Regions from separate parts of the Homo sapiens genome. Here regions 1, 2, 3, 4 and 5 are each linked to region 6. A link is a loop called in an ENCODE intact Hi-C map of the cell type or tissue named here. Cell type or tissue: GM12878. All regions are shown on one strand. Region 1 overlaps USP49 (ubiquitin specific peptidase 49). Region 2 overlaps MED20 (mediator complex subunit 20). Region 3 overlaps FOXP4 (forkhead box P4). Region 4 overlaps USP49 (ubiquitin specific peptidase 49). Region 5 overlaps CCND3 (cyclin D3). Region 6 has its middle 6.7 kb from the start of TAF8.

What was found. Peaks named below come from ENCODE experiments on the same cell type or tissue, not always from the same donor. Only the 100,000 strongest peaks of a DNase experiment are listed, where the experiment ranks them.
Region 1: it touches region 6 in a loop (11-fold over the local background); 75 of 110 quality-filtered maps call a loop at or near these places.
Region 2: it touches region 6 in a loop (10-fold over the local background); 26 of 110 quality-filtered maps call a loop at or near these places.
Region 3: a loop joins it to region 6, with 4 times the contacts of the local background. A loop is called at or near these places in 12 of 110 quality-filtered maps.
Region 4: a loop joins it to region 6, with 4 times the contacts of the local background. A loop is called at or near these places in 20 of 110 quality-filtered maps.
Region 5: a loop joins it to region 6, with 6 times the contacts of the local background. A loop is called at or near these places in 104 of 110 quality-filtered maps.

The regions. Positions count from the first base shown.
Region 1 is chr6:41,844,007-41,849,006 of GRCh38, forward strand. The region is part of intron 3 of USP49 (ubiquitin specific peptidase 49); the gene reads right to left. Among named protein-coding and RNA genes, the nearest start is that of USP49, 49 kb to the right of the region's middle. In GM12878, a CTCF peak has its summit at 2,958; a DNase peak (open chromatin) is centred at 2,905; H3K27ac peaks cover 1,034 bases.
Region 2 is chr6:41,900,424-41,905,423 of GRCh38, forward strand. It overlaps MED20 (mediator complex subunit 20), which reads right to left. Exons shown (of 4, transcript NM_004275.5): 4 at 4,931-5,000. Among named protein-coding and RNA genes, the nearest start is that of USP49, 7.5 kb to the left of the region's middle. In GM12878, a CTCF peak has its summit at 1,902 (motif pointing right); a DNase peak (open chromatin) is centred at 1,928.
Region 3 is chr6:41,600,269-41,605,268 of GRCh38, forward strand. It overlaps FOXP4 (forkhead box P4), which reads left to right. Exons shown (of 17, transcript NM_001012426.2): 17 at 1-2,116. Among named protein-coding and RNA genes, the nearest start is that of MIR4641, 4.0 kb to the left of the region's middle. RefSeq lists an enhancer at 2,803-3,097. In GM12878, a CTCF peak has its summit at 2,971 (motif pointing right); a DNase peak (open chromatin) is centred at 2,993.
Region 4 is chr6:41,798,928-41,803,927 of GRCh38, forward strand. USP49 (ubiquitin specific peptidase 49) reads right to left here. Exons shown (of 8, transcript NM_001286554.2): 5 at 4,879-5,000; 6 at 903-1,011; 7 at 1-2. Among named protein-coding and RNA genes, the nearest start is that of TOMM6, 14 kb to the left of the region's middle. RefSeq lists a silencer at 2,544-2,838. In GM12878, a CTCF peak has its summit at 2,684; no DNase peak of the experiment used is centred here.
Region 5 is chr6:41,933,945-41,938,944 of GRCh38, forward strand. It overlaps CCND3 (cyclin D3), which reads right to left. Exons shown (of 5, transcript NM_001760.5): 3 at 3,291-3,450; 4 at 2,615-2,751; 5 at 1,008-2,163. The coding sequence ends at 1,996. Among named protein-coding and RNA genes, the nearest start is that of CCND3, 5.4 kb to the right of the region's middle. RefSeq lists an enhancer at 4,335-5,000. In GM12878, a CTCF peak has its summit at 2,547 (motif pointing left); a DNase peak (open chromatin) is centred at 2,457; H3K4me3 peaks cover 212 bases; H3K27ac peaks cover 1,436 bases.
Region 6 is chr6:42,041,298-42,046,297 of GRCh38, forward strand. It overlaps a transcript of CCND3 not described here. Among named protein-coding and RNA genes, the nearest start is that of TAF8, 6.7 kb to the right of the region's middle. RefSeq lists enhancers at 2,161-2,661, 3,373-3,422, 4,015-4,605, 4,430-4,579, 4,606-5,000 and 1 more. In GM12878, a CTCF peak has its summit at 3,101 (motif pointing left); DNase peaks (open chromatin) are centred at 3,064 and 4,584; H3K4me3 peaks cover 1,555 bases; H3K27ac peaks cover 959 bases.

The DNA of each region.
Region 1 (5,000 bases), 200 kb before region 6:
GCCCTCCAGCCTGGGCAACAAGAGCGAAAATCCATCTCAAAAAATAAATAAATAAATACAAAAAATCAGCCAGGCATGGTGGTGTGCCCATGTAGTCTCAGCTTCTTAGGAGACTGAAGCACAAGAACCGCTTAAACTCAGGAGGCGGAGGTTATGGGGAGCCGAGATTGTGCCACTGCACTCCAGCCTGGGCAACAGAGCGAGACTCTGTCTCAAAATAAATAAAAAATAAATAAGCAAACAATTTTCTAAATGATTGTTTAAAAATTTGTTTTTCTCTTTAGGCAACTGCGTATGTTGCAGTTTCTTTCTTTTTTTTTTTCTTTCTTTGAGACAGAGTCTCCTACTGTCGCCCGGGCTGGAGTGAGGGGCACCATCTCAGCTCACTGCAACCTCTGCCTCCCAGGTTCAAGCGATTCTCTTCAGTCTCCCCAGTAGCTGGGATTACAGGCGTCCGCCACCATGCTCGGCTAGTTTTTTGTATTTTTAGTAGAGATGGGGTTTCACTCTGTTGGCCAGGCTGGTCTCAAACTCCTGACCTCATGATCCGCCTGTCTTGGCCTCCCAAAGTGCTGGAATTACAGGCGTGAGCCACCGCACCCGGCCAATGATGGTTTTGATCAATTTCATCAAAAGACTTGCGTTATCCATCATGGTATTCCAGAAGACCACAGTTATAAAGCTGGGTACACACAATTACCAACTACAGTGATATCCATTTATACATTTCATTTTTTGACCTATTTCTTTATGAATTATGGTTCATCTGCTCATAACCGCTGTATCTGTATAACTACTGTTAATATACGTGAGTGGGTTTATGCTTGCAAAAATATTACCTATTTTATTGCGTAAAGTAGCTTATGAAGATTTCTGGGGTTTTTTGTTTGTTTTGGTTTTGTTTTGTGTTTTGAGATGGAGTCTCACTCTGTCGCCCAAGCTGGAGTGCAATGGCACAATCTCGGCTCACTGCAACCTCTGCCTCCCAGGTTCAAGCGATTCTCCTGCCTCAGCCTCCTGAGTAGCTGGGATTACAGGCACACGCCACTACGCCCGGCTAATTTTTGTATTTTTAGTAGAGACGCTGTTTCACCATGTTGGTCAGGCTGGTCTCGAACTCCTGACCTCAAATGATCCACCCGCCTCAGCCTCCCAAAGTGCTGGGATAAGAGGTGTGAGCCACCGCGCACAGGCTTTCTGTTACGTTTTTACATGTTTCTCAAATAAATTCCTTTAAAAAATGTAAATAGGCCAGGTGTGGTGGCTCACCCATGTACTCCCAGCACTTTGGGAGGCCGAGGCAGGCAGATCACCTCAGGTCGCAGTTTGAGACCAGCCTGACAAACCCTGTCTCTACTAAAAATATAAAATTAGCCGGGTATGGTGGCGCACACCTGTGGCTACTCGGGAGGCTGAGGCAGGAGAATCGCTTGAACCCAGGAGGCGGAGGTTGTGGTAAGCTGAGATGGCGCCATTGCACTCCAGCCTGGGCAACAAGAGCAAAACTCCATCTCAAAAAAAAAAAGGTAAATAAGCTGGGCATGGTGGTATGTGCCTGTAGTCCCAGCTACTTGGGAGGCAGAGTCAGGAGGCTCATTTGAGCCCAGGAGTTTGGGGCTGTAGTGCATTATGATCACACCTGAGAATAGCCACTGCATTCCAGCCTGGGCAACACAGTGAGACCCTGTCTCTAAAAATAAAATAAACAAAAAGTAAGTAAATGTCCTTTAAATAATTTTTTAAATATTTTTTTTTTCCAGAACTACATTTTCAGGATTTTTATCTTTCAAGATTGTGATTTTGGGGATTTTAGACTTTAGGGGATTTTGATCTTTTGAGATTTTAACATGCAGGATTGTTTCTTTGGGGATTATGGCATAAACCCCTCACTTATTATAGTCTACCAAATATTGATAGTTTTAATTTATAAATCTTGTCTTCGCAGCCAAAAGGTAAGTTATTTCAGGGCAGCTACCATTTCCTCATATCTCCAATGCTTAATAAAATGCTTTAAAAATAAAAATCATGGCCAGGCACGGTGGCTCACACCTGTAATCCCAGCACTTTGGGAGGCCAAGGCAGGTGGATCACTTGAGGTCAGGAGGTCGAGAGCAGCTGGACCAACATGGTGAAACCCCTCCTTTACTAAAAATACAAAAATCATCCAGGCATGGTAGCCTGCACCTGTTAATCCCAGCTACTTGGGAGGCTGAGGCAGGAGAAGCACTTGAACCCGGGAGGTGGAGGTTGCAGTGAGCCAAGATCGCGCCACTGCACTCCAGCCTGGGTGACAGAGTGAGACTCTGTCTGAAAAAAATAATAAAAATAAAATGAAAATCATTAGAGGAGTGATATCAACAAGATGGTAGACTAGAAAGCAACAGATCCTTCCCCAACAGAGACACAGAGAAGTCAGGTACTGTGCATTTTTCACTATATTTCCAGAGCCAACAATATGGCCAAATAGATATTCAGATTATTTACTGAACAAATGAATGAGTGAGAGGCAGTGTGGAGGCCCTTCCTAGAGAGGAACAATATGAGCAAAGTCAAGAGAGCAAGAGTGTGTTTAGTGTGTTAACAACAATATATGGACCAGAATACCTTTGTGAGAGCTCTGAAGAAGAGCTGAGAAGCTACAGCACCAGGCCACTGTAAAACCAAAAGGAGATTACAGCAAAAGGGTTAGGAAATTTCAGTGTTTGGCATGTCCTTTCATGTCCTTCTTCCTATGTAGCATAGCACAGAGCAAGTTGGAGGAAACCCCCCCCATACTGGGTCTACTCCTTGGACAGAAACAAAAGAGTTGACCGTGTGTCCAACATTCTGGCTTGTCTGGGGCTTCCTGAGAGACTGATTTCTATCTCATATGACTCAGAATACTGACTGGACAGGTTCCAGAGTACAGAAGACACTGAAAACAGAGGAGAGCAGGATGTTAGCACTGAAGTTCCATAGGCAGACATCAGGGGGAGCAAGAGGTCAGAAAAAGGTTGAGAGATCCTGGAAACAACAACCAGGATAATTGGTAAAGGTCTTCCTCTGCAAAGTCACTAGACAAAGACTTGGACAGATGGTTGTTTGTTTTAAGTGCTTAAAGCCCAGCAAGAGATTATAAGGCATACAAATAAACAGGGCAATATGGCTGAATTAAAGGAATAAAATATAACTCCAGAAACAGGCCCTAAAGAAATGCAGATCTGTGAGCTGCCTGACAAAGAATTTAAAATAACTGTTATAGATGCTCAATGAGCTAGAACACAGATACAAAACTAAATGAAATGAAGAAAACAATCCATGACCAAAAAGATAAACAATGAAAAAGATCCAAACAGAAATTCTGGACCTTGAAAAATTCAATAACTGAACTGAAAAATTTATTAGAGGGGTTCAATAGCAGGTTTAATCAGGCAAAAGAAAGTAGAGTCAGCCGGGTGCAGTGGCTCACACCTGTAATCTAGCACTTTAGGAGGCCGAGGCAGGTGGATCACGAGGTCAAGAGGTTGAGACCATCCTGGCCAAAATGGTGAAACCCCGTTTCTACTAAAAATACAAAAATTAGCTGGGCATGGTGGTGAGCACCTGTAGTCCCAGCTACTCAGGAGGCTGAGGCAGGAGGATCACTTGAACCCAGGAGGCGGAGGTTGCAGTGAGCCAAGATCGTGCCACTACACTCCAGCCTGGCAACAGAGCGAGACTCTGTCTCAAAAAAAAAAAAGTAGAGTCACAGGAGCAAAAAGGAAACAGATTGGCAAAGAGCACATAAAGAACTTATAGGGCACGATCAGGACAACACATTCTGAAATGCACATTATGAAAACTCAGAAGAGGGAGAGACAAAGTGGCAGAGAGCTTCTTTGAAGAAATAACAGCTGCAAGCTTCCCAAATCTAAGGAGATAAATGGATATGCACATTAAAGAACCTCAAAGGACTTCAACAAGGATAAATCTAGAGAGGATCATAAAGACACATTATAATTAAATTATCTAAAGTCAAAGGCAGAGAACATATTCAAAGCAGCAAAAGAAAATCGATTCATCACATACAAGGGAGTTTCCATTCCCAGATTTACCAGCAGAAACTCCAAAGAAGTAGTTTTCTGTATGTGAATGAAGTTTTTAACAATTTAAAACAGAATGCTGTAACTTTAAAGATGATTTATGCAATCACAACAATAAACACAAATAAAGTATCTATAGAATATATATAATAGGAAATGAGAAGAGAATCAACATACATCGCTACAAAAAAAATCAACAAAACACGAAAAAGGCAGTAAAAAAGAAGGGACAAAAAAGCTACAAAATATACCAAAAACAATTAACAAAATGGCAATAGTAAATCCTTCCCTCCCTATTGGTAGCCTATGTTTTGTTTTAGATAGGCTCGCACGCTGTTACCCAGGCTACAGTGCAGTGGCACTATCATGGTTCAGTGCAGCCTCGACCTCCTGGGCTCAAGCAATCCTCCTGCCTCAGCCTCCTGGGTAGCTGGGACTATGGGTGCATGCCACAACATCTGGCTAATTAAAAATATATATATATTTTTTGGAGAAATAGGGTCTTCCCTGGCCGGGTGCAGTGGCTCACACCTGTAATCCCCGCACTTTGGGAGGCCAAGGCACACGGATCATAAGGTCAGGAGATTGACACCATCCTGGCTAACATGAAACCCCATCTCTACTAAAAATACAAAAAATTAGCCAGGTGCAGTGGCAGGCACCTGTAGTCCCAGCTACTTGGGAGGCTGAGGCAGGAGAATGGTGTGAACCCGGGAGGCAGAGCTTGCATTGAGCCAAGATCGCGCCACTGCACTCCAGCCTGGACAACACCAGTGAGACACCGTCTAAAAAAAAAAAAAAAATGAGAGAGAGAGAAATGGGTTCTTCCCTATGTTGCCCAGGCTGGTTTCTAACTCCTGGCCTCAAGTGATCTTCTTGTCTTGGCCTGCCAAAGTGTTGGAATTACAGGCAGGAGCCACCATGCTGGGCCAGTAATTA
Region 2 (5,000 bases), 140 kb before region 6:
TTATAGAAAATTAAAAGACATGAGAGCAGAGATAGCATCTTCTTGCCTACAAAACATTCTTCATATGTATTTTCCTTTGAGCCTCTCAACAACTCTATGAAATATGGAAAGCAGGCATCATTATTCCCACTGTACAGATGAGACTCAGAGACAACAGCTTGATTGAAGTTACGTGGCAAGTTAGGGCCAGTGCTATGGCTAGCACTCAGCCATCTGTCTCTTAAAGACGCATTCTCTTCCCTTGAGCAGGCCACCCCAGAATACCCGTCACCTTCACATTCACAGCCTTGCCTTTCCTACATGACAAAAGACTTCTACTCTTGAATTCTGACTTCAGGACAATCTAGGCTACATAAATGTGGTCCCTAAACTCTCTTTTTAAAAGTCTCCGAAGAAGATTCAGTTGAATTCATATTAATCTTAAAAATTAATCTGTGCTATCTGATGGTGGGGCAGGGGTCTATGTTGGGAAATTAAACAGAGAATGCAAGAGAATTAGGAAACTTTGCCCTAATCATTTCAATAATTTTTTAACTTGATAATTTCATCACAGAGGAAAGGAACTATTTCTCTGCCTCATCAATCACGTTTTTCTGAAAAATGAAGAAGTATATGCATTATGCCAAATTCCATTACAACAGAATACTTGCCAGACCCCATGGAGTGTCATAACAGAAGAGTAACTCTGAAGCCACAGAGGTAGCTATCAAGATTGCTTCATATATATTTACTCCTGCCTATTTTCAAAAGAAAAAGGGGAAACATAGGAAGATAGCAAAAACTCAGTCCATCTTCCCAGAAACTGTCTGAAAGGCCCAAAGGATTGGCTATAAAATGAAGAAGGAAAATCCTCTGGCTTGACACCCAGATGTAAGGTCCAGAAGGCAGGGAAAGATCCTGCTCACAAAAGCTGGCTGGACCAGTCTCAAACCTGCTTAACTTTGTCCTCATACTGTTTCCATTTCAGGATTTGCTCTCCCTTTAGAGACTCTTTTTTGGATCACAGATTCTTTTTCTTTTTTTTTTTGAGACAGAGTCTCACTCTGTCACCCAGGCTGGAGTACGGTGGCAAGATCTCGTCTCACTGCAACCTCCACCTCCCAGGTTCAAGTGATCCATTCTTCTGCCACAGCCTCCCAAGTAGCTGGGATTACAGGAATGCGCCACCACGCCCAGCTAATTTTGTATTTTTAGTAGAGATGGGGTTTCACCATGTTAGTCAAGCTGGTTTTGAACTCCTGACCTCAGGTGATCTGTCCACCTCAGCTTCCCAAAGTGCTGGTATTACAGGTGTGAGCGACCACGCCTGGCCGAGATGTAAGTATTGAATGATGGTCAAGCTAGGTGATTTAAAGAGTTGTTCTAACCAAAAAGACTGATTTGGGAATGCTCTACACAATCATAGTGACTCATCTTGGAGAGATCCCACCCCCAAGAAGTGAGTACTCACAAGCCAAAGACACCAAATTCTCAGGGGAGGCCCAAACTTGTAATGCAATTGGGTTCAGCCATTCCCCATGCAATAGTAACTGGGGTCTGTGGCCTAAGACACCCAGGCAGTAACAGAAATGGAGAGGGAGGGTGTGGCAAGAGAAAGGCAATGTTGGGAGTTAAAGGTATGGGGTTGGAGACCACAAGGCCATATATCAGTCCTGCCTGTCAATTTTTGACACCTGGAGCACATGCTTAGGTGGGGAACTTCTAACCACAACCCTTACCTTCCAGGATTTGGAGAGAAAAATTTCACTAACTGCCTTACCCTGAAGCCTCAGAACACACTGGGTTGGGTAGATCTGGTGGAGGGGAGGAGTGGTCAGTCCCTAGGTGTTTTCTTCAGTGAAGAAGCGACACCAATGCATGGTAGGGGAAATGTGACTACTTGGTCCTTGATATCTGAGGAAAGCCAGCAGGAGGCAGTGTGGGAGCAGGGTACAGAGAATCCAGCATCAAAGAGAGACAACAGGAAAGCACAGCCAGGGCAGGAACCATCAATGGATATAGGAAATAGACTAGACACAAAGTAGATTACAGTGGTTCCCAAGATCCAGTATTTGCCTTCCCCTTACACAGGTTTTGAGGTTTGCATGTATCCCCTGTACTGTAACTTAATAGATCATTTGAAAAGACTCTTCCAGGCTGGGCAACAGGATGAGACCTCCATCTCTACTGATAAATAAATAAATAAACAAACAAACTCTTAAAAACACCCCCATCCTAAGGAATAAAGTACTAGTTATATTTTTCTCTTAATATAAATTAGAATAAGACAGAAGTACTAGTATTAAAATGTTTCCACATTCCACCTAAAATCATTTGGCACCTCAGGGAGGTCCAGCTGCTGTACTTTGGCACATGCTGGTAGCCAGGAGTCTGGGCCTGAAATTTGGTCCTGACTCCACCCTCATCTCTCTGCATGACTTCTCTGGGAGATACAGCCTCTCCATTTTACACTGAGAGAACTAAATGAGCTCTAAAGCTGCCCTGACAGCTGACAGTCAAGGTTAGCATATTTCTGTGTGGCTCTGGCAAAAGTACCCCAAGATGACATTGGCAAGGCCCTAGAAGTTTCCCAGTTTCTGCTCTTTTGGGGTAGCTACAGATGGGAAAAGGGCTAAAGCATCTGGCAACAGAGGAAGGAGTGGTAGGAACATAGTCTAGAGGGGCAAGAAGAACATCAGATGTGAACCAAAAAAATATGGCATCTCCATTTACTGGCTGAGTGTAAGATTTATAAAATGGGAATAATCACGTCCTTTTCCCCTTAATTTATAAAAATAGCCCTCAACTTTCACTTTCATACACAAACATTTATATCCTAAAGTACTCCTGAAAGCCCCACTCAGAAATGCACACAAGAGCTGGATAACATATGGGTCCTTCCCACAAGTCATCAATTTATTTTTGGCAACTTTGCTAGTGGAGCCGTATTTCTTAAATTATTTAAGAAATGTAGGCTGGGCACGGTGGCTCATGCCTGTAGTCCTAGCACTTTGGGAGGCCGAGGCGGGCAGATCATGAGGTCAAGAGATCGAGACCATCCTGGCCAACATGGTGAGACCCCATTTCTACTAAAAATACAAAAATTAGGCCGGGCGCGGTGGCTCATGCCTGTAATCCCAGCACTTTGGGAGGCTGAGGCGGGCAGATCACAAGGTCAGGAGATCGAGAACATCCTGGCTAACACGCTGAAACCGTCTTTACTAAAAATACAAAAAATTAGCCGGGCGTGGTGGCAGGCGCCTGTAGTCCCAGCTACTCGGGAGGCTGAGGCAGGAGAATGGCTAAACCCGGGAGGCAGAGCTTGCAGTGAGCCGAGATCGTGCCACTGCACTCCAGCCTGGGCGACAGAGCGAGACTCCGTCTCAAAAAATAAAAAAATAAAAATACAAAAAATGCTAGGCGCGGTGGCTCACACCTATAATCCCAGCACTTTGGGAGGCCGAGGCGGGCGGATCATGAGGTCAGGAGATCGAGACCATCCTGGCTAACACAGTGAAACCCCGTCTCTACTAAAAATACAAGAAAAAATTAGCCAGGCATGATGGCACGCGCCTGTAGTCCCAGTTACTCAGGAGGCTGACGCAGGAGAATGGTGTGAACCCGGGAGGCCGAGCTTGCAGTAACACGAGATCGCGCCACTGCACTCCAGCCTGGGTGACAGAGCAAGACTCTGTCTCAAAAAAAAAAAGAAAATGGAAAAATACAAAAATTAGCTGGGTGTGGTGGCGTGCACCTGTAGTCCCGGCTACTCGGGAGGCCGAGGGAGAAGAATCACTTGAACCTGGGAGGAGAAGGCTGCAGTGAGCTGAGATTGAGCCACTGCACTACAGCCTGGTGACAGAGCAAGACTCTGTCTCAAAAAAAAAAAAAAAAAAAAAATGTATTACATTACCTGCTTCTTTTAGTGACACATTTCCTTTAATTGACACAAAGGAAAAAGTACCCAAGTGGCAGTTCTTAAATCTGGTGTTCTCTAGACTTAAAGCTGGTCGAATGTGTGCTTAAATGTGAAGGAAAAGAACAAAACTGAAAAACGCTGGAAATTTAGGCCAAGACTGTGCCTAAAAGGCAAAGTGGGCCAGGCACAGTGGCTCACGCTTGTAATCCCAGTACTTTGGGAGACTGAGGCAGGTGGATCACGTGAGGTCAGGAGTTTGAGACCAGCCTGGCCAACATGACGAAACCCCATCTCTACTAAAAATACAAAAAATTAGCCGGGTGTGGTGGTGGGCGCCTCTAATCCCAGCTATTCGGGAGGCTGAGGCATGAGAATTGCTTGAATCCGGGAAGCGGAGTTCGCAGTGAGCCGAGATTGCGCCGCTGCGCTCCAGCCTAGGTAACAAGAATGAAACTCCATTGCAAAAAAATAAAATAAAATAAGGGTCAGGCATGGTGGCTCACGCCTGTAATCCCAGCACTTTGGGAGGCTGAAGCAGGTGGATCACCTGAGGTCAGGAGTTCGAGACCAGCCTGACCAACATGGAGAAAGCCCATCTCTACTAAAAGTACAAAATTAACTGCACATGCCTGTAATCCCAGCTACTCGGGAGGCTGAGGCAGGAGAATCGCTTGAACCCAGGAAGCGGAGGTTGTGGTGAGCCAAGATTGTACCATTGCACTCTAGCCTGGGCAACAAGAGCAAAACTCCATCTCAAAAGTAATAATAATAATAAAAAAACAAAATAAAAGCCAAGTGTAGTTAGGGATTTTATACTGCTTTTTAGCTTTTAGGGAACAGAGTCCCTCCTTATGATGCATAAGTCTAGAGAGTCTATATTTACCACGATCAACTTCTGGAGATTTTCAGGAAATGCATTGTGTTCAAAATGCTGCCTATGCATTGTTTCATTCCATAAAAGCTGCAGCCTACAGAAAAATACAAATAAATAAACCTGGACGAGAGCAAATGTAAATCAGGAGGCCAAAAAGGTAAGATCTGTGCGTTTTATTTTTGTAAACTATATCTAAAACATACCTCAATATAAAAAACCAGAAACAAA
Region 3 (5,000 bases), 440 kb before region 6:
TGACCCTGGGCTGCTTCCTGGGGGCTCTCCAGACCCCTCTCTAGGACCAAGTCACCCGTCGTGCTGGGAGTGTGGATTCTAGCAAAAGAGCTGGAAAAAAGTCAGACTCTCCACAGACCCCCTATGGGGGACCCCCAACTCAAGGCCAAGGACTGGGCGTATCGGATGCTCATAACACCCCTGGCCTGGCCCCTTTACTGAGAAGACTCCTTGGATATTTCCCAAGAACCCCCCACATACACCCCTCACAAGCCACCCCTCCTGAGAGGCAGGGGGCCCTCCGCCCCCTCCCCATGTATTCCCCACCTGTGTTCCGTTTGACCAGCACAGAAATATTAAACGTCCTCTATTCACCGGGCCCTGTGTGTGTCACCGAGGTGCGGGAGGGGAGGAGCATTAAAGCTGAAAGATCGCTCTGCTCGGGGAGCCTGGGCAGAGCAGCAGCAACGTGAGGGTCGCTGTGGTGGTGGTTTCTGTGAGTGGATGGAATGAGCAGCCCTGCAGGGGCGCTGGGCATGTGCCCTCACTGTGGACAGGGCCCACCCACCTCCGGTTCCCCTGTGCCTCCTGTCCCTTCCACGCTTAAACAGGGTTCTCTGTCATTTTCCTGTTTTCTTCCAGAGTCCCAATCCTTTGCCCTAGTTCTTTCACTAGTTTGAAATCCAAGTTCTTGCCAGAGTGTTGGAGCAAGGCAGCTGATTTGCTGCAGGGATGGAGAGGACCACCGCCGCAGGGTTCTTTTACCTGTGCCACCAGCTCTGGAGACATCCACACCCATTCCCAGGTGTCCTTCCAGGCCCATTGTCCACGTCTTCAAGGGGGCTGCCTGGATAGGCGTGTGTGTGTGTAGTGCCCAGGTGTGGTGGTGGCATCCTGAAGCAGTAGGACCATTAGTGTGCGTGCACACCCACGTGGCACACTGTGTGGTGACCATGGTCATCATAGTGGGCTCACGGCGGAAACGGGATCATTCAACCTATACAAAGGGGACCCTGGATAGGCTGCAAGGAAAGAGGCCAAGGGCCAAGCTGCTAAGCCAAAGATGGCCCCTGACACCTCCCCCAGCCCCAGCACACCAGCCTGCACCTCTTATCCCGTGTTAAGTCCTGGTTCCCCACCTGCTGCCCCTCCTCAACACAGAGCCCCTCCCGCCGCCTCAGACCCCTGTGCACATCCCCAGGGCCTCAGCCGTCTCATTGGTCTTTATTTTTTATTTTTTTTAAGATGGAGTTTCGCTCTTATTGCCCAGACTGGAGTGCAGTGATGCTATCTCGGCTCACTGCAACCTTTGCCTCCCAGGTTCAAGTGATTCTCCTGCCTCAGCCTCCCAAGTAGCTGGGATTACAGGCGTGCACCACCACGCCGGGCTAAATTTTTTTGTATTTTTAGTAGAGACGGGGTTTCTCTATGTTGGTCAGGCTGATCTCGAACTCCCGACCTCAGGTGATCCGCCAGCCTCAGCCTCCCAAAGTGCTGGGATTACAGGCGTGAGCCACTGCACCCGGCTCTCACTGGTCTTACGCCACCTTCTGGACACTCCCTCCTTGAGGGCAGAAAGGAGTCCCAGGCCTGTCCCTAGGGACAAGGCCCAGGGAAGAGTGTATTTGGGGAGCAGGGGAGGGGAGGGTGTTGAGAAAGCTGAACTGGAGTCAATCACCCTTCCCACAAATCACCAAACTGCTGGAACTCTCCAGCCAAATGCTGGGAGAAGGACCTGGAGGGTGAGTCTTTGCTGACCTCTCTCTACTCTCAGGCATGTCTTTTGTCCTTTTCGTCCATCTATTTCTGTCTGTCGCTCACTCGCCCCGCTTTCTCTGTCTCACCTTCATCCACTCTGCAGGCCTGCTCCACCACAGCCCTAATCCTCTGGACGCTTGTGTAGGGCCTGGGGTGAATTCCCTGTCCCCCATGGTACCTCGAGAGGGGCTGGGGAGCTCAGCTTGGTCTCAGAGTCTCCCCACCAGATACTGTTTAAAAAAGTAGCACTGATGTGTTTTGTAATCTGCCCCTCCCAGCCCTCCGTGGAGGCTGCCAGGGCCTTGTACGGTAAACCTAGCTGCATGTAATCTGTGGACAATGGCATTCTCTACAATGCAATAAAAACAATTACCCATGATTTTGCTGCGGCCGCTTCCCCTTTCCCCTTCTTCCCCTCCCAGCTGGGACCTACCAGAATGCCCCAGAGAATCCTTAGGTGTTGGCTGCCAGTCTCCCAGCCCCCTTACTCTGCCCCCTTGAAGAAGTAGTCAGTTCTGTGGACCAGCCCCGGGGGCATTCTTCCTATGCCAGACTCTGGAGGGACAAGACTGCACCTAGCTTTATTCTCAGGACCGTCCTTCCCGCGGTCTAACTTCAGTTTCTCCTGCTTCAACTAGAGTCCTCTTTTTATTCCTCTCACAGGGATATAGTGAATGGTCAGTGCATTTGCAGGTGGGGTGATGATCTATTTTGGACACTGGTACAGGAGAGGGTCTTGCAATATAAGAAACAAGAGCTGTTATGAACCACCACCTTCTGGGTGCATTGGGCTTATAGACTCAGTAATTTATTTTCTTCCTGATCTGACATCCTACATGGGGCAGCCCTCCCACAATTATTACCTTATTCGAAGTATGAACCAACATGTCCACCCCACCCCCAACCCCCATCACGCTTTGCCTCAGGAAGCGCTGCATGCTGGGTATGTAGCTTCTCTCCTTTCTACTGTTAACTCACAGCCAGGGAGTAGGCTGTTAACTGCAGCTGGCAGCTTGTCCTGGTCTTAGCATTGCTGAGCCCTGTTGGGGAAGCTATCTTTGGAACCTGGGGAAAAAAAAAAGAGAAATACTCCAAGCCGGACGTTTTAGGGGTGGGATAAGTAGCGCTCTGCGCTCTGCATCCGACAGAAGTCCCCCTTCCCCTTGGCACTCAGCACTTCGCTCCCCCACCATGAACTCGCCACCTTGCCCAAGGCCTTCTTGCCGATGGTCAGCAGAGGGCGCTTTAAACAAAGCAGACCGGCTCCTCTGGACAAACTTGCCTGTTTCCGGGGCACAGAACAACTTCCCTGAGAATGCCAGCCGCCGTACAGCGGAGGGCTCAGTACCTGTTTTTAATAGTAATAATTATTAACAGTTAATGAGCCCTCATTATGTGCCAGGCACTATCCTAGAAGCTTTATATTTCATTTCATCCCCAAAACGACTCTGAGTTAGGTATTATTATCCCCATTTTATAGATGAAGAGACTGAGGCAGAGTCAAAGAGATGAGCAGATAAAGCATTAAGAATAAAGAATCTTTGCAGATGAGCAATCCGGGTTCTGGGTTTAAAAAAAAAAATGAACCTGTGGCTGACGGTGGGGAAAGAGAAGAGGGAGACCCTGTGGTTTGCCCCTGCTTTCTAGTGACACGATTTACTTTGGTGATCGCTGCTTCCCTCCTTCTCTGGAGGCTCCGAGTGGGGAAATGAGGCTCCGAGCGCCTCGAAGCTGGGAATTAGGCCCTGGCTTCTGAGTTCCCCAGCTGCCATTCTACTCTAAGCAGAATAAGGTAAATTGATCTTGAAACAGTCACTGAAGGACAGAGTGAGGCAGAGAAGTCTGAATTACCCTATAAAAATAATCAGACAGGGGCCCTTCTGATGGGACGGTGAGGCAGAGCAGTGCAGACAAAGATCCCCCTGTCTGTGGTGGGGACTTTAAAATGACACCCCTCATGCACAGCACACACCTTCACACACACATGCACATGCTACTACCCGATATACTGACACCAGAGGTCCCTTCCATCTGCAGTCATCTCTAGGTGACCAGAAATGGACCCCCAGGGTGGGACATCCCACCACACAGAACCCCCGACACCTCACTGGCCTGCAGTCTGCATCCGCCTCAGGATCAAAAGTTTAGAAAAACAGCCCCTCCTGAGAAGGCAGTCATGGTGGCAGCCCAGGCTGAAAGGCCCTCTGTCCTAGCCAGGAGGGGCCAGGGACAGGGCGTGGGGGCTGGCAACCTTCAGAAGACTGGCTGAATTAACAGGGACAGTGCAGTGGTGGGCTGGGTAACCAAGCTGGCACTCTGGGCTTCTGGCCCTGGCCCTCCCACGAGGGCCTCTCCTGCTCTGGGACCTGGAATGCAGGCCTGTCTATACAAGGCCACCATGCTTGGGCTCCAGGAGTGGGCCAGGTACAGGGGGTAAGGGTGGGTGGTCACCAGAGAAACACAGGGTGGGTCTCTGTTCTCTGAGAGCTGCTTCTCTGGCTGGGAAACAGATGGAGATCAGCCGACTGTCATGTGCTGTGAGGGAGTAAACACAAGGGTTCAAATCCTGGCTCTGCTGCTTGCCAGGTCTGTGGCATTGGGAAAGCCACTGGACCTCTCTGGGCCTCAGAGTTCTCATTTGTAGAATGGGGTGGAGTAATAATCTCTACATCACTGGCTTGTTGAGAAGATTAATGATATATAAAAAGATGTCTGGGCCGGGTGCGGTGGCTCACGCCTGTAATCCCAGCACTTTGGGAGGCCAAGGTGGGTGGATCACGAGGTCAGGAGATCAAGACCATCCTGGCTAACAAGGTGAAACCCCGTCTCTACTAAAAATACAAAAAATTAGCCGGGCGCGGTGGCGGGCGCCTGTAGTCCCAGCTACTCGGGAGGCTGAGGCAGGAGAATGGCGTGAACCCGGGAAGCGGAGCTTGCAGTGAGCCGAGATTGCACCACTGCAGTCCGCAGTCCGGCCTGGGCGACAGAGCGAGACTCCGTCTCAAAAAAAAAAAAAAAAAAAAAAAGATGTCTGGTGCATAATATGCCCTCAATACATAATGGCTGTTAATAAAATGGAGTCCTGGGTGCCAGTCACCATAGGGGCTCAGAGGGACCTAAGTGCTTACTGGGGACCAGTGTATCCTGGAAGACTCCCTGGAAGAGTTCTGGAGCTGAGGAGGGGAAATTTGGGTAGAAAGAGGGGAGAAGAAAGAACATTCTAGGCCTGCAGGGGAACTGAGATGGAGCTTAGGGAAGGTTAA
Region 4 (5,000 bases), 240 kb before region 6:
ACCTAGAACATGGATATAAGCTTGTTACTAGTAAAAACTGGCATATATAATCGTAGGTAGAGGTAGGTATTAATAAAACAGGAAACTGAGAAAATTTAACCTTCTGGTTTTGGTTTTCCCATCAATAAAATGGTGGTAATCAATGTTCACACTTATTTATTTATTTATTTATTTATTTATTTATTTATTTTCAGACAGGGTCTCACTCTGTTGCCCAGGCTGCAGTGCAGTGGTGTGATTGATAAAGGCTCACTGCAGCTTCAACCTTCCCGAGCTCAGGTGATCCCCCCACCTCAGCCTCCCGAGTAGGTGGGACTATAGGTGCACACCACCATGCCTGGCTAATTTTTGCATTTTTTGTAGAGACAGGGTTTTAACCATGTTGCCGAGGCTGGTCTCAAACTCCTGAGCTCAAGCAATCTGCCTACCTTGGCCTCCCAAAGTTCTAGGGTTACAGTCATGAGCCACTGCGCCTGGCCCATTTATTTGCTGTTAATGTTCCATGAAGTACTCTAAACCTAGAGATCCCTAAACAAGCAATTCAAGCAACAGTCTTTTTGTAGTTTCCTGCCTGTGCTTCTTTTGCAGATTATTTTATACTTCATCCTGAAGATGAATCTACATAAGTCCAAGCCAGGCTAGAAAATCTTTAAGCACAGACACCCAGTGCAGGCTGGATAATTAATTACACAGGAGCATGAGAGCAAAAGCCCAGTCCTGCTGGGCTCCCACATCAATTTGCCTTAGTGGATGTGAACAGTTTAATCTCCATGGAAAACACGAGGTCTCAAGTGAACAGGCTTCCCCTCCCAACACCATAGAAGACATTTGCCCTCACCAAAGCCTTTGGAGCAGCTATTCCCACAGCTCTCACCCAGCTGGGACTCCCACAGCAAGCTCACCTGAATCTTTTAAGGTGCAGCCGGAGAACCTGAGGTAGTCTGTAGATCATTAACTGCTTTCTAGCTTCACTCAGAACAAGGGGTTTGGGATTGGATTTTCGTCGTTTGCCTATGTGGTTTGGGAAGGTATAAGACATAGGTTGTGAGGAGTTTTTTCTAGCTATGGCAGAGACAGTGACTTGCCATTCAATATGCATTCTCCATATTTCTCAGTATCTGAACCTCAATTTTTTGGGGGGCGCAATGTGACACTCTTTATGACTGCATTTCCCAGCTTCACACGCCTGCATGGTGTGGCCATGGAAGTTCTGGCTAAGATGAAAGGAATGACTGTGTGGGACTCTGCTTAGACAGGGCTGACTCAGTTGTAAGGCACATCCCTTTGGCCTTCCCACTATCTGAAACTGCTGGAATTCCTCCTGGACCAAAAGGTAACTTTGAAGACAGAAGTCTTGCAATGGGATAGTAAAACAGAAAACAGAAATAGCTTGGGTCACTGATGACCATGCAGCCACCATGCTGGCCCTGAATGTCCTTCAGACTTGTTTTATGTAACAGAACAATAAAATCTCTCATTTTAAGTCATTGTTATTTGGGTCGACTGTTACAAGCAACTCAAATCTTTCCAATTTTTGCCATCAGCAACTTTGCGTATAATGGAATATAATGGAACGTGCAGCAGCAAGCACATAGAGTAGAAGCATATGTTAAGGTTCCATGTCTTCACAATGGCTTATAACTTCAATTATGATACCCCACAATATGATTTTAAAAAGCTTTTTGTTTGCACTAGGTAAGCCTAATTCTACTTCCTGCTCACAACTAGTTGTGTGCTAATGGATAAGTTATTCAAAACTCTGAACCTCAGTTTCCTCACCAGTAAAATAGGAAATAATGCATATCTTTCAGGCTTAGGAAAAAAAGGATAAGATTACTAAATGATAGAGTATTTAAACACATTTTTTTCTTTAGCATGATTTGCTTATGGCATATTCAAACATTTAGAAAATAAACTGTTTTATATTTTTATGCTGTGCGTAGTTTTTGAAACATATTTCCTAGATAAAAGCACATTGCTGGACATGCAAGGACAAAGCTGACAGGTAGGCTAAATTCATCTACTCCAAAGCAGAACCAGTGATCAGTCTCTAATTTTGTTTCTAACTGTGGGGGAAATGCATTTCTCGAAGTCCTGGCTTCAAGCAGTCCTCCCACCTTGGCCTCCCAAAGTGTTGGGATTATGGGTGTGAGCCCACTGTGCCCAGCCTTGAGGAAATGCATTTCTAAATTTCAGCAAATAAATAATGGAAATAGAGTTCTCTTAGTTTCTATCAGAAGCCTTTCCTGTAACCATTTACTGATGACTGTTTTGTTATATTAAATTGGTAAATGGATGAGAGTAGAAAATTAGTGGTCTACTGCAGTCCCTGTTAATTGTCTTGAGCTGTTGATATCATGGGCTCAGTGTTTGAAGAGCAGCTGGGCATCTGATTCCAAGTCCTGTCTGTACTACTCATGAAAGGTAGCAAATCACAGCCAGATGATGTATCACAGAGCTTTCTGTGACAATAGGATGTGGAGGTGTAACTTCTCATAATAGACTGCATCAGAATGAGTGTGCCATAGGAGAAGCTTTTACCAGGGTGTAGTCGTCACAATACGTGGGGGCATGAACAGAAATGGAATTCACAGAGGGGCTTGGCCTTATTTTATATTCCTATTCACCATTTTTTTGAAAATTACTGCAGCTCTGGCTAGGAATCCTGGCAGTGACTGCCACCTTCAGCAGAGGGAGTATGTGAGCTAAGATGAAGACAATATAGAGTCAGGCTTTGTTTCCCTAAAATGAAATTCACAAAGAAAAAGAAATTACTGATTCAACTGAGATTGATCAGTTCTGTCTCCATTTCATTAAGCTGGCCAGGAAGACAGGTAGAAGACTGACAGTTTTGAAACTTCACAGGCAACAGATCAATGCATCTCATCCCCTCACCATAGGTTTCCTTCTCTGCCATTATTTGTACTTGCCTAGAGAAATCCTGATAAATTGGCATATCTGACAACCAAAGAACAATCCTTTCTTGTAAAGATAAACAAAAGTTATTTCTTGCCTAATCTATCATATCCAAAAATGATGGAGTTAAAGCTGTTAATATTCTTTTGTTCCTTACAAGTAAAAGGCTTCAGGAATCACTGTTTTTTTTTTTTTAAATATTACTCTAATGAAACAATTTGATTCACCTGACTCTGTATCTCAAAATGGAACAGGATAGGTGAGTCTATAGTTAACCAGGTATAAAATTTCAAATTTTGTTTTGAAATGGCAAAATGATATCGAGCATAACTTTGTGGTTTTTGTTTTTGTTTTTATTTTCCCTAAAAGAGGTCTTGCTATGCCACCAGGCTGGTCTCAAACTCCTGGCTTCAGGCAATCCTCCTGCCTTGGCCTCCCAAAGTGTTGGGATTACAGGTATGAGCCACTACACCTGGCCTCAAGCCTGACTTTTGATTTTTGTTCTGATTCTTCAAAGAGCGGAACAGGTTTCCCACAATTTATTTTATTTTATTTTATTTTATTTTTTATTTTATTTTATTTTATTTTATTTATTTATTTATTTATTTATTTATTTATTTATTTATTTTTTATTTATTTTTTTTTTTTGAGACAGCATCTCGCTCTGTCACCCAGGCTGGAGTGCAGTGGCGCCCACCTTGGGGTCTCCCAAAGTCCTGGGATTACAGGCGTGAGCCACTGCACCTGGCCTAAGATTTTTTTTTTCTTCAAAACTGGTAATCTAAACTATTATGTGACTGAAAATTGATTTCTAGGTCTCTGCACAGTCCATTAACTTTATACTTTTAGTTTCCAAATCTATATATGCCACAAACCCCAAACATAAGCATCCACATATTTGTTCTGCATTTCCTCTGTCCATACTGGATTAGCAGAAGCATTAAGTGTTAGTGTGGCAAGATGGAAGGACCCTGATAACATGCCTCTGTAACCATATGTAAGAGTTCCATTTTAAAATTACAGACAACACAGAAATACTTCCGTATGACCCTCTCTGAAATGTGAACTTTTCAGGCATGTGAACAATAAAAACAAAATGCAGAAAATATTTCATGAAGCTGCCACTGAGCAATGCACCTTAAGACTTGCTTTCTTGGTTCCACTGTACCAATCTTTAGCATCACTTTTGACAGACATTAAGTCTACCAGTTCAGTACAAAAGCTTGCTTTTCTGATATCGCACCCTTCAGAAAGGCTATACCATCTGGGTTTAGATTAAGTAAGAACTGTCAGACTCTACATTCATGAATTTAAGCAGCAGCCCCACAGCACTAAGAAGCTAAGTACTAACATTCTCAGAGTCCCCATTTCAGGAGCCACAACTTTAAAATCCCTTCCAAGATGACAACTAATGTCAATCAGGAGGTCAATCAACTCCTAGGTCTTTGTTTCATTTGTTGTTGTTGTTGTTGTTGTTTGAAACGGAGTCTTGCTCTGTTGCCCAGGCTGGAGTGCAATGGCGCAATCTTGGCTCACTGCACCCTCCGCTTCCTGGGTTCAACCGATTCTCCTGCCTCAGCCTCCCGAGTAGCTGGGATTACAGGCATCTGCCACTATGCCCAGCTAATTTTTGTATTTTTAGTAGAGACAGGGTTTCACCATGTTGGTCAGGCTGGTCTCAAACTCCTGACCTCAAGTGATCTGTCCGCCTTGGCCTCCCAAAATGCTGGGATTACAGGCGTGAGCCACAACGCCCAGCCTTGTTTTGTTTTTTAATACATAATTAAAACAAGTCCATGTTTTTTGTTTTTAGAAAAATGGGAGAAAAAGATCTTTAAAAGATGCTTTAGAACCATTCAATATCATTAGTGTTACTTTTGACTAAAGAGGACAAAGCAGCACCTTAAACTGATATTCCAATTATTCTTCCCCACTACGCCCCCTCCTCCACACAGCACTCACTGTTACACTGGTCACAAGCGTAGATTCTCCCTTCCAGGGCCTCTGTCTCTGTGAATTTGGCCAGCATCTCAGTGAGCAAGCACTCTGTTTGATTCAAAGGGACAAACCCCTTTTCTATGCAG
Region 5 (5,000 bases), 110 kb before region 6:
TATTTTTAGTAGAGACGGGGTGGAGAAGGGGTTTCACCAGGTTGGCCAGGCTGGTCTCAAACTCCTGACCTCAGGTGATCCACCCGCCTCGGCCTCCCAAAGTGCTGGGATTACAGGCATGAGCCACTGCACCCAGCCCAAGTGCCCATTTTTGTGTGGCCCATGAGCTAAGAATGATTTTTCCATTTTTAAATGGGGAAAAAATTAAAACAGTATTTTGTGATAGGTAGGAATTACATGAAATTCCAGTTTCAGCATCCATAAATAGTTTTGTTGGAACAGCCATGCTCACCCATTTACATGTTTTCTGTGGCTGGTTTTGTGCTACAACAGCAGAGTTTAAGTATAATCCTGCTATAACCCTTGTTATTTGCTTTCGAAATTGCGCATTTGTTCCAACCCATTTAATATATTTGGGAACAGTTTGATCATAACGCAGACTTCATGTTTGCTTGTGTGTGATTTCATCCTCGAGAAATAGTAGGTGAATATGGGAAACTGTATCTAGCTGAACCAAGCCTAAGTAGTACACAAAACTCACACCTAAACATGTACCAGCTACCTCACTCATCTCCCCACCTGTGTTGAGCAACCCTTCCGACGTCCACTTCCAAAAGCAAAGTGCATGTCTTCAAGATAAAAGGCCATATTTATTGTGATATAATTTCTCAACCATTTGACATATGTAAAAACCAAGCTATCCTTTTTTTTTAAATGTGTCACTCATTTGAGTGTTGTGCTTCAAGCCCCATTTTTCCCATGAGACCTGTGGTCTTTATTGTGCAATTTTGCATGGCATAGTGATTTTTAGGAACGCATAGGTCACATTATAAAGCAGAACTGACTATATTTGGGTCAGAGACCATGTACCCCACAAAGCCTAAATATCCAGCCCTTTACAGAAAAGGCTCAATGATCCCTGCTTTAGACCATTGACTTCCACCTCCTTACCTCATACAGTGCAGAAATAGACTTACCCACACACCAATCCAAGAAGCCAAAGCCAGTTTTATTTCACAATCATCTTTATTACAGTAGGATGATGGTCCTGGGCCACCAGCCTAAACCTTGCAGCCTTAGGAAAGACCTGTGTCAACAGGGCTTGCCTCCCTCTCTAGACAGGGGCTCAGCCACCTCCAGGGCATCCCTGCTGCATTTTCCCTGCTGGAGGATGGGGCAGAGGGACAATGGGAGAGGAGGGCATGACCCCACCCCAGGCTATAGCAGCTCCTTGGCCACAAAGATCCTTTTGCCAGTAGCAGAAGGGAGGAAAACAGCAACCACCAGGGTTACCACCACTTGTGGGATGGCCAGGACCCCATTATGTCCTCTTAAAGTTGTGCTCAAAGCAATTAATAAATTAAAATGAGCCTTCAGCAGCAAAGCTGTCAATCACACAGGAGAAGCTGAGCAGAAAGCAAAGCAAAGAGGAATTTATAGCTTCTCTGGCTGAGGCCTAGGCCCCTCCCTCTAGGAGCAGCTGTCAGCACGGACTACATAGGGGCCTCCAAAGTACTGAGAGGAGCCATCTAGACTATTCCCCCTCATATGTGTCTATCATGCATTAAATTTTAGAGGGACCCCAATCCAAATGCAATAACCCTAGAAGGGACAACACCTTTAGAAGGCACTAGAGCATTTTGGCAGTTGAAAACATGAGAGCCCCCAGGGGTGGGGGGGGGCGTTCAAAAGGAATGCTGGTGTATGTATCCAATTCTGTCCCATCAGCCTGGCCCACCCCCAGCTAGAGTTGGGAAAGGCGCTGCTGGTCAGATGCAGGGAGGAGGAGCTTGACTAGCCACCGAAATGCAGACATGGCTGGCCGGGCCCCTTAGTGCACACTGCGGGGATGGGTAGGACCAGATCCCTTGGGCTTTGTGAAGGGGGAACAGACGCCCCTTCAGGCTTAGATGTGGTGTGGTTCCTGGAGGCAGGGAGGTGGGTGGCAGCGGCCCCTCCTCTGCTTAGTGGCCACTCCAGAGGGCCTCTCCAGGGCTACAGGTGTATGGCTGTGACATCTGTAGGAGTGCTGGTCTGGCTGGGCCCTTGGCTGCTGGAGCCCCGGGGGGCTTTGGGCGCTGGGCTGGAGCTGGTCTGAGAGGCTTCCCTGAGGCTCTCCCTGAGTGCAGCTTCGATCTGCTCCTGACAGGCCCGCAGGCAGTCCTGGGAACATGGGAGAAGAGTGAGGAGCAAACACTCCCCCCATAGCATCTGGCAGCAGGTGCAGGGGAAGGACAGCTCCCAACACATGGGGAAGTCTGGGGAGGTTAGGCCACAGCCCGGCCCCAGGAATCGCTCTTTAGTTCTCAGAAACTAGCAAGAGGATGTGGCAAGGGAGTGTGAGAGCAGCCCTGCATCTGACACCAAACCCCCCACCCCCACTCCAGCACACCACTTGGCAAGAAAAGAACCCCTAGGGCCAGTGCCCTTCACCCCACCCAAGATACTTGCTCTTCCCCAGACCAAGGCAGGAGATAAAAAGCCACAAAGCCCCAAGGTTGTGAAACCAGGACTTGGGACCAGGTTGGGGTTGGAGGTTTCCCTCTACTGGAGGCTCAGGGCATAGCACTACTTTATGAATGGAGAGGCTGCTGCCCAGCTACCCAGCACTCACCACTTCAGTGCCAGTGATCCCTGCCAGCAGCTCTGTGAGCTCATCCCCGGACATGGAGCAGGCACCCAGGCCTTGCACTGCAGCCCCAATGCTGCCCGTGGCGATCATGGATGGCGGGTACATGGCAAAGGTATAATCTTGGAGAGGAGGAAAGGGAACCATGAGAGAAGGAAACCTGAAGGATAACGGCCAGCATGGACTTCCGACTCCTTGGAAAGTGCCAGGCAGCATGAGTAGAGCAGAGGACATGCTGGAAAACTCCAGCAGTGGGTGGGGCAAGATATCAGCAAGGGAGGAAGACAGGAAAGAGTATCTTTCCTAGAGATCAGAACCAACTGCCAGTTTCCATAGGTCCCGGGAATAGACAAGACACTCCCTAGTATGGGAACACAACTAGGGCCAAGAGACTGGGGTTCTGTTCCCAACCTGTTCACTGTGAGACCTTGGGCAAGTCACTTCTCTCTATACCCTCAGTGTCCCCACTACAAACTGGAGGGGTCTGAGATCCCATATAGCTGATTATAACCTGCTTTTCTGCATTGAGACTGGGGGCTCAGAGGGGGTATAATTTTCACAAAGGAATTTTGACAGTATAAACCAGAATCTTCAGTTACCTCTCACCCTTATAAGTCTTCTGATTTTTCCAATTTGGCAAAAATGTGCATAGGGCTCTTACCTGTAGCACAGAGGGCCAAAAAGGTCTGGGCATGCTTTTTGACCAAGGCCTGTCGGTCACGGGGCAGAGAGAGCCGGTGCAGAATGAAGGCCAGGAAATCATGTGCAATCACAGCAGCCAGGTCCCACTTGAGCTTCCCTAGGACCAGCACCTCCCAGTCCTGAAAAAGCGGGGAAAGGGTGGGGTCAGTGGCTGGAGAAGTGAAGAGGAGGGAGCAAAGCAGAAGTCTCAAAGTCTCAGGCAGGGAAGCCCATCAAACTTTTAAAGCCCAAGACCCCAGTTCTGTTTCTGATTTTAAGGCCGGGCACCATGGAGTTCAAGGCAGGGAAGAGGAGGAGGCATGTGCTTTGAGCACTTACTGATCATTTACTAGGTGCCAGGACAACATGCTTTACATGGATTATCCCTTTTAATCCTGTCTGGTTATGTTTAAGGGGCCAATAATCCAGGCCTTCTCCTGACTTCATTCAGGGCTCTGAGGATTTCTCCAGCCAGGGCTGAAAGACGGAAGCAGCAGATACCACAGCATCACCATGAACTGGGCTCTCTTCTGGGATGAAGCAGAAAGACTCTCTCAACCCCAAGGATTTGTGAAAGGGGAGATCACCACTAGCTTCCCCTGCAACTCTGCATCCCAGCCAAGTCCACACTTCTTGAATCAACAGAAGGGAGTATGACTCCTCCAATGACAGCCACAGAGCCTTTTCTCAGGTTCCTCAAAGGGGAGATTGCCCAACCCAAGCCACATCCCCTTGGTAGGATATCAGGGATGGGTCCTGAGGTATAGCACCCCACCCCACCCCCTTTAGCTGGAACCCGTAGTGCCCCATGCCACTTGACTTTCAGGAGGATAGGTAGAGGCCAAGCCAGACAGGATGGCTCCAAATGATTCCAGAGGGATCAAGCCCTATCCTCACCTACCCAAGCCTACCTGCCAGTACTAGGTCTCGGGAGAAGGCTGGGAGCTCCACCCCAGTCCACTCGTCATGGGTTCCCAGACCTGGCCCCATTTCTGAGTTGCACACATGAGGATTTCTTCATTGTTTTATCTCAGGAAGGAACTTGTGGGTTTGACTCCTTATTGAGGCAGAAATGGCAACCCCACCCAACCTCTTCCAGGCCCCAGCCACAGCTGTCTCTCTCTTGGCCCCAGCTTAGGTGTCAGCCTCTCAAATCAACCCCTACCCTCACAGAGCCCCAGAGAAAATAGCCTGGCCTGGAGCCAGAAGTGAGACAGATAAATTACAACGCTACCCCTAGTGCATGTCCCAGGAGCCAACTCCTAACTCAGCAGTAAACAGAAGGGACTCAGCTTCTAAGGAAGCATCTGGAAGGCAACTGGGAGTGGGACTCTCCCTATGGGGAGGCAAGGGGTTGTGTTTGAGGGAAAGTGGCCACCTTTCCCCATATCCAGGCAACCAGAGAATCCCAGTGTTAACTGGTGGAGAACACACCCCTGGGAGTGCTTAGCTTCAGTAGGTGGCAGCGGCCATCACATTCCTGACTTTTAAGGCAACCTGGTCTAGCTAGAAGACCCAGGTTCTACACTCATCTGCTCAGTGCGATGCTGAGGCAGGACCTTGCCCTCCTTCCTTGGGCCTCAGCCTCCTCTGCTGCACACGGATTTGGACCAACTGGAGTTCTCAGAGGTCCCTTCCAACCTTGACCTTCTAGGAAGTCTTTTGGGCACTCCACCCCCAGCTCAGGCAG
Region 6 (5,000 bases):
CGGAGATCAAGGGATATGAGAGAAAAACTCAGTTGGGTCCTAGAGGTAGAATTCAAAGAAAAGATGGGAGTTCCCCCAGGACCAGCAGGTACCAGCTGACTGGAAAGAAGGAAGAGAAGGCCTGGAGAAAACTAGCATGTTCTATGCCCTGGCCTACGCTCAGTCACTCAGTACATCTGAGGGCTTGTAACCCCAGGATGAAAATAGATGCCACATTTGAAGAGTCTCCAAGTTTGTGGTTCTATAGCAGACACCGCTTACAGAAAAGACAATGGAGCTGGGAGGAAAGGAAAAGGCAGCCTTGCATCCTAGGGGCCGGCTGCTGGGAGGAAACAGCACTCCTCCCCTCTATAACCCAAAGACAGCTTTGTGATAGCCACTTGCCAGAGTAGAATAAACCTCCCCTGGGCCTTATTCCCAGTGGATTCCACAGCACCCAGCATGGCAAAGCTTAACAAACCAGAGCTTAAGACTTTGCGAATAATAAACAGACGTCTTCCCAGGGACAGGCAGACTGGGGGCCCTCTGCGCCTCATGCTCCTGCCCCGGGCTGGTCCTCCCTCCTCCATCTGGAGCCCAAATTGGAGCTCAAGGTCTGCATCTGTCTGAGGCCCCTGCTCCGGCTTCCTTTCCCAGAACTCAGGGACCTCAGGGGAGGTGGCAGGGAGGAACAGCAGAGAAGGAAGAGAACAGAGAACAAGAGGGAGGGTGAGTTGGAGCAGCAAAAGCTGGGGCCAGAACTGGGAGTTTCTGGGACAGCCCCAGCTTCAAATATTCTGTCCAACTGTCTGACCACAGGCCAGAGCTTGTGGACCGATTTTTATTTTAGAAAAGAGGATAACATGAAGCCATAGGTGGGATGGTGAGGAAAGAAACCAGGGCTGTCTCTTTGGATCTAGATGGCCCCATATCCACCCCGAGGACCTCTATCTGGGAGACGATGATGCCCATGATATGGTGATAATGACAGCAGCTATCACTCAAAGGACGTATGGCCTGCCCACCACTCAGCAGGGCTTTGTGTGTACTGCCTCATAATCTTAGGGAAGCGTAGGCTCGGAAGTGGGTTTTTTTTTTTTTGAGACGGAGTTCCGTTCTTCTTGCCCAGACTGGAGTGCAATGGCGCGATCTCGGCTCACCACAACCTCTGCCTCCTGGGTTCTAGCGATTCTTCTGCCTCAGCCTCCCGAGTAGCCGGGATTACAGGCATGCGCCACCACACCCAGCTAATTTTGTCTTTTTAGTAGAGACGGGGTTTCTCCATGTCGGTCAGGGTGGTCTCGAACTCCTGGCCTCAGGTGATCCACCCGCCTCAGCCTTCCAAAGTGCTGGGATTACATGAATGAGCAACTGCGCCTGGCTGGAAGTCTTAATCCTGCAGTCTCTCTGCCTCCCCTGTGCCTCAGTTTCCTTATGTATAAGAAGCAGAATAATAATGCCTCCCTCATGGTCTGCCGTGAGGATGCAAAAAAGACACCTGACATATAGTAGGCATTCAACTAATATTGGTTATTATTAATTCTCACCATTACCCAGAGAGGTGGGGTCTATAGTTATGCCCATTTTACAGACAAAGAAACTTTCACACAGCCAGAAAGGAGCTGAGCTAGGACTCGAAGTGGGGTCGTTTGTCTGTAGAGGCTCTCTCGACCACTCCATGAGAGATGGCACAGATTAGTGGTTACATGCACAAATGTTACAGCCAAATGGCTGAGTCAGACTTCCAGCTCAGCCACAGATGGGCTGTGTGTAAGGAAGCAAGCTGCTAGACCTCTCAGTACCTTGGTTTGCTCACCTGCAAAATGGGTGTCTCTGGCCAGGCACAGTGGCCCACGCCTGTAATTTCAGCACTTTGGGAGGCCGAGGCAGGAGGACTGCTTGGGTCCAGGAGCTCAAGACCAGCCTGGGCAACAGGGTGAAACTGCAAAACACTATCTCTACAAAAAACTAGCTGAGTATGCTGGGCGCGGTGGCTTACACCTGTAATCCCAGCACTTCGGGAGGCCGAGGCGGATGGATCCTGAGGTCAGGAATTCAAGACCATCCTGGCCAACATGGTGAAACCTCGTCAAAGATACAAAAAGTTGGCAGGGTGTGGTGGCGGGTGCCTGTAATCCTAGCTACTTGGGAGGCTGAAGCAGGAGAATCACTTGAATCTGGGAGGCGGAGGTTGCAGTGGGCCAAGATCGTGCCAATGCACTCCAGCCGGGGCGACAGAGTGAGACTCCATTTCAACAAAATAATAAAAAATTAGCTGAGCATGGTGGCGCCACGCGTGTTGTCCCAGCTACTCAGGAGGCTGAGATGGGGAGATCAACTCTGCCTGGGAAGTCGAGGCTGCAGTGAGCCGAGATCACGCCACTGCACTCCAGCCTGGGCGACAGAGTGAGACCCTGTCTCAAAAAAATCAGGGTGTCCTTGCTCATTCTGGGCTCTGCCTCTGTGTCCCTGGAGGCCCAGTGGCTCTGTGCCTCTCTAAAGGTCTGAGGGGGCAGCAAGCAGATCTGGGCCAACGACGGAGGTACCAGCAACCGTCTCCTTCCAGAGATAACCCCTCAGCCCTCACCTCAGGAACGACTGTCCTGGGGAATTTCACCCAGGGTGGGAGAACTGGTCAGGCCACTGAGTGCAAATAGTTTCAGAGAGGTGGGGCTCCTGAGGCCCCTTCCGGGAGATGACACAGGTGTCATGCCCTCTGAAGGGCATAAAAGGCCATGCCACATTAGCTACCCTGCTGGCTCGCAGGGCCGTCGGTCCTGCCCTCTGCTCTGGGCACACGGGTCCCTCTCTCTCAAAGGGAAAGGACAGTCAGGAAGGGGAAAGAGAAGATGTGGAAGAAATCCCTGACCTGGGGACGGGTGTATGCCGCAGAGGCGGAGGCCTGCACGTTCTGGCCGGAGCCTGGACAAGACAGAAGAGCACCTTTTACGGGGGCTTTGCTGGATCAAAAGCAGTTCTCTGGGCCCCGGTGTGTAAACAGCTGGTGATGGGCTGGGAGCAGAGGCTCCCTGAAACCAGTCAGCGCCTGAAGAACCCGGCAACACTCTTCATTCACCCAATCCAGTCACCCCAAGGTGACACACGGGGCAACAGCTCCACCTGGTGGACGATCAGGGACTACCACGGGCCAGGGAGTATGGGAGAGCAAAGAATGACATAGAAGAGGAAAGCAGGGGGAAAATCACATCAGGGGTTTACAGGCGAAGGGGCTTTGAGGTCGTCTTGCTGGCAGAGGCCCCTCTTATAGCATGAGCTCTAAGCCCCATTTGTTAGAAAGTTCTACGTTTTTTGAAAATCTGCCTCCACTAGTCCCACTAACCCCCTACTTCAAGGTTTGCCAGGGCAAACTTTTAAATATTTGCATACAGCTATAGTATTCCTCCTAAATCTTCCCCTTTGCTGCAATCTTCCAGAATTTGACCTGACCTCTCACCTCCTGCATCTTTTTTTAACTTGGCTATCTTTTCTTTCTTTTCTTTCTTTCCTTTTATTTATTTATTTATTTATTTGAGACGGAGTCTCACTCTGTTGCCCAGGCTGGAGTGCGATGGCGTGATCTTGGCTCACTGCAACCTCCGCCTCCCGGGTTCAAGTGATTCTCCCACCTCAGCCTCCTGAGTAGGTGGGATTACAGGCCCGTGCGACCACGCCCGGCTAACGTTTTTTTTTTTTTTTTTTTTGTATTTTTAGTAGAGATGAGGTTTCACCATGTTGGTCAGGCTGGTCTCGAACTGCTGACCTCGTGATCCGCCCACCTTGGCCTCCCAAAGTGCTGGGATTACAGGCGTGAGCCACTGTGCCCAGTGGCTATCCTTTCTTAAATACATTAACTTCCAAGGAATCCCTTCCAATTCTATCCCTCTCCCATACTAGCAGCAGCATTTAAAAAAATCCCTTTATATTTCAGCCTCCCTGTCTCAGTGTTTGATATATTAGGAAAGTCAATGCTCAGACTGAGAGTTAATTCACGAGTAAAGAGCCTAGACTTTGAAATCAGATAGATCCTCGTTCAATTCCAAGCTCTGCCACTTACTAGCTAAATTACTTTGAGCAAGTTTGCCTTTCTGAGCCTCAGTTTCCTATCTGTAAATTGGAGATAGAGGTGTTTACTACCTAGAGTTGTGGTGAATAAATATTAAATGAGACAGTACAAGTAAAAACTTAGGGACAGCTCCCGCAACACCATTCAGCTCCTAAGTGGCAATTACAGCCACATTCCTCTGAGTTTAAAGGTTGTAGGAAATGCTTTGGGGAAGAGAAAAGTGAAGGGGCCAAAGAAGAGACTTTCTGGAATTAGCCTTTCTCAACCTGCACGAATCCCAGGGGAATTCCAACAGATGGGTAACTTGTTCCAATGCCATTTCTAGCAGTGTCTGTTGCCACCCCTAGAAAGGGGCAGGCCTTGACAGCTCTTTGAAACTTGAGGATTTAAAATTTAAATGTCTTTGAGAGCAAGATAAACACATCTACTGCTCAGCAGGGAAAGGGAAACTTGGCAGGGGCCCCAGAACTTTCCCCACCCCCAGCCCTCCCTAAACTTCCTCTTGTGGTTTTTCAAGAGTACAACCTGTTCTCCACAGCCAAGCCAGTGCCTGGGGCAGGGGGCCAGGGCGTGCCAAGGGCTCCGCTGCACCCCACCCTACCAGCGAGTGAGGGAGGAAGGTGCGTGCGTGGGAGAAGAGCAGCTTGGAGGTTTATAGTTCTTAAGGTTCACGTCCTGCTTACCCGTTTTCTCAGTGCAGCCACCCTCCACCCAGTTCCCACCCTCGACTCCCAGCATCAATACCCATGCCCCCAACACACATCCCTTTCTCAAAGACAGATGCACGAAGTGCTTTGACTGCAGGCAGAGAGGGACCGCCTCAAGGCCTCCCCAAACCTGTGGGGAGGGCCCTTGTAAGAAATTTAAAAGCGTTTCAGAAAGGAGGTGGAAAAGGGGCTGGAATCCATGGAAACTGTCCCGTGCTCTCGCTTGCATCACCAGCATTATCCCAGCCTGT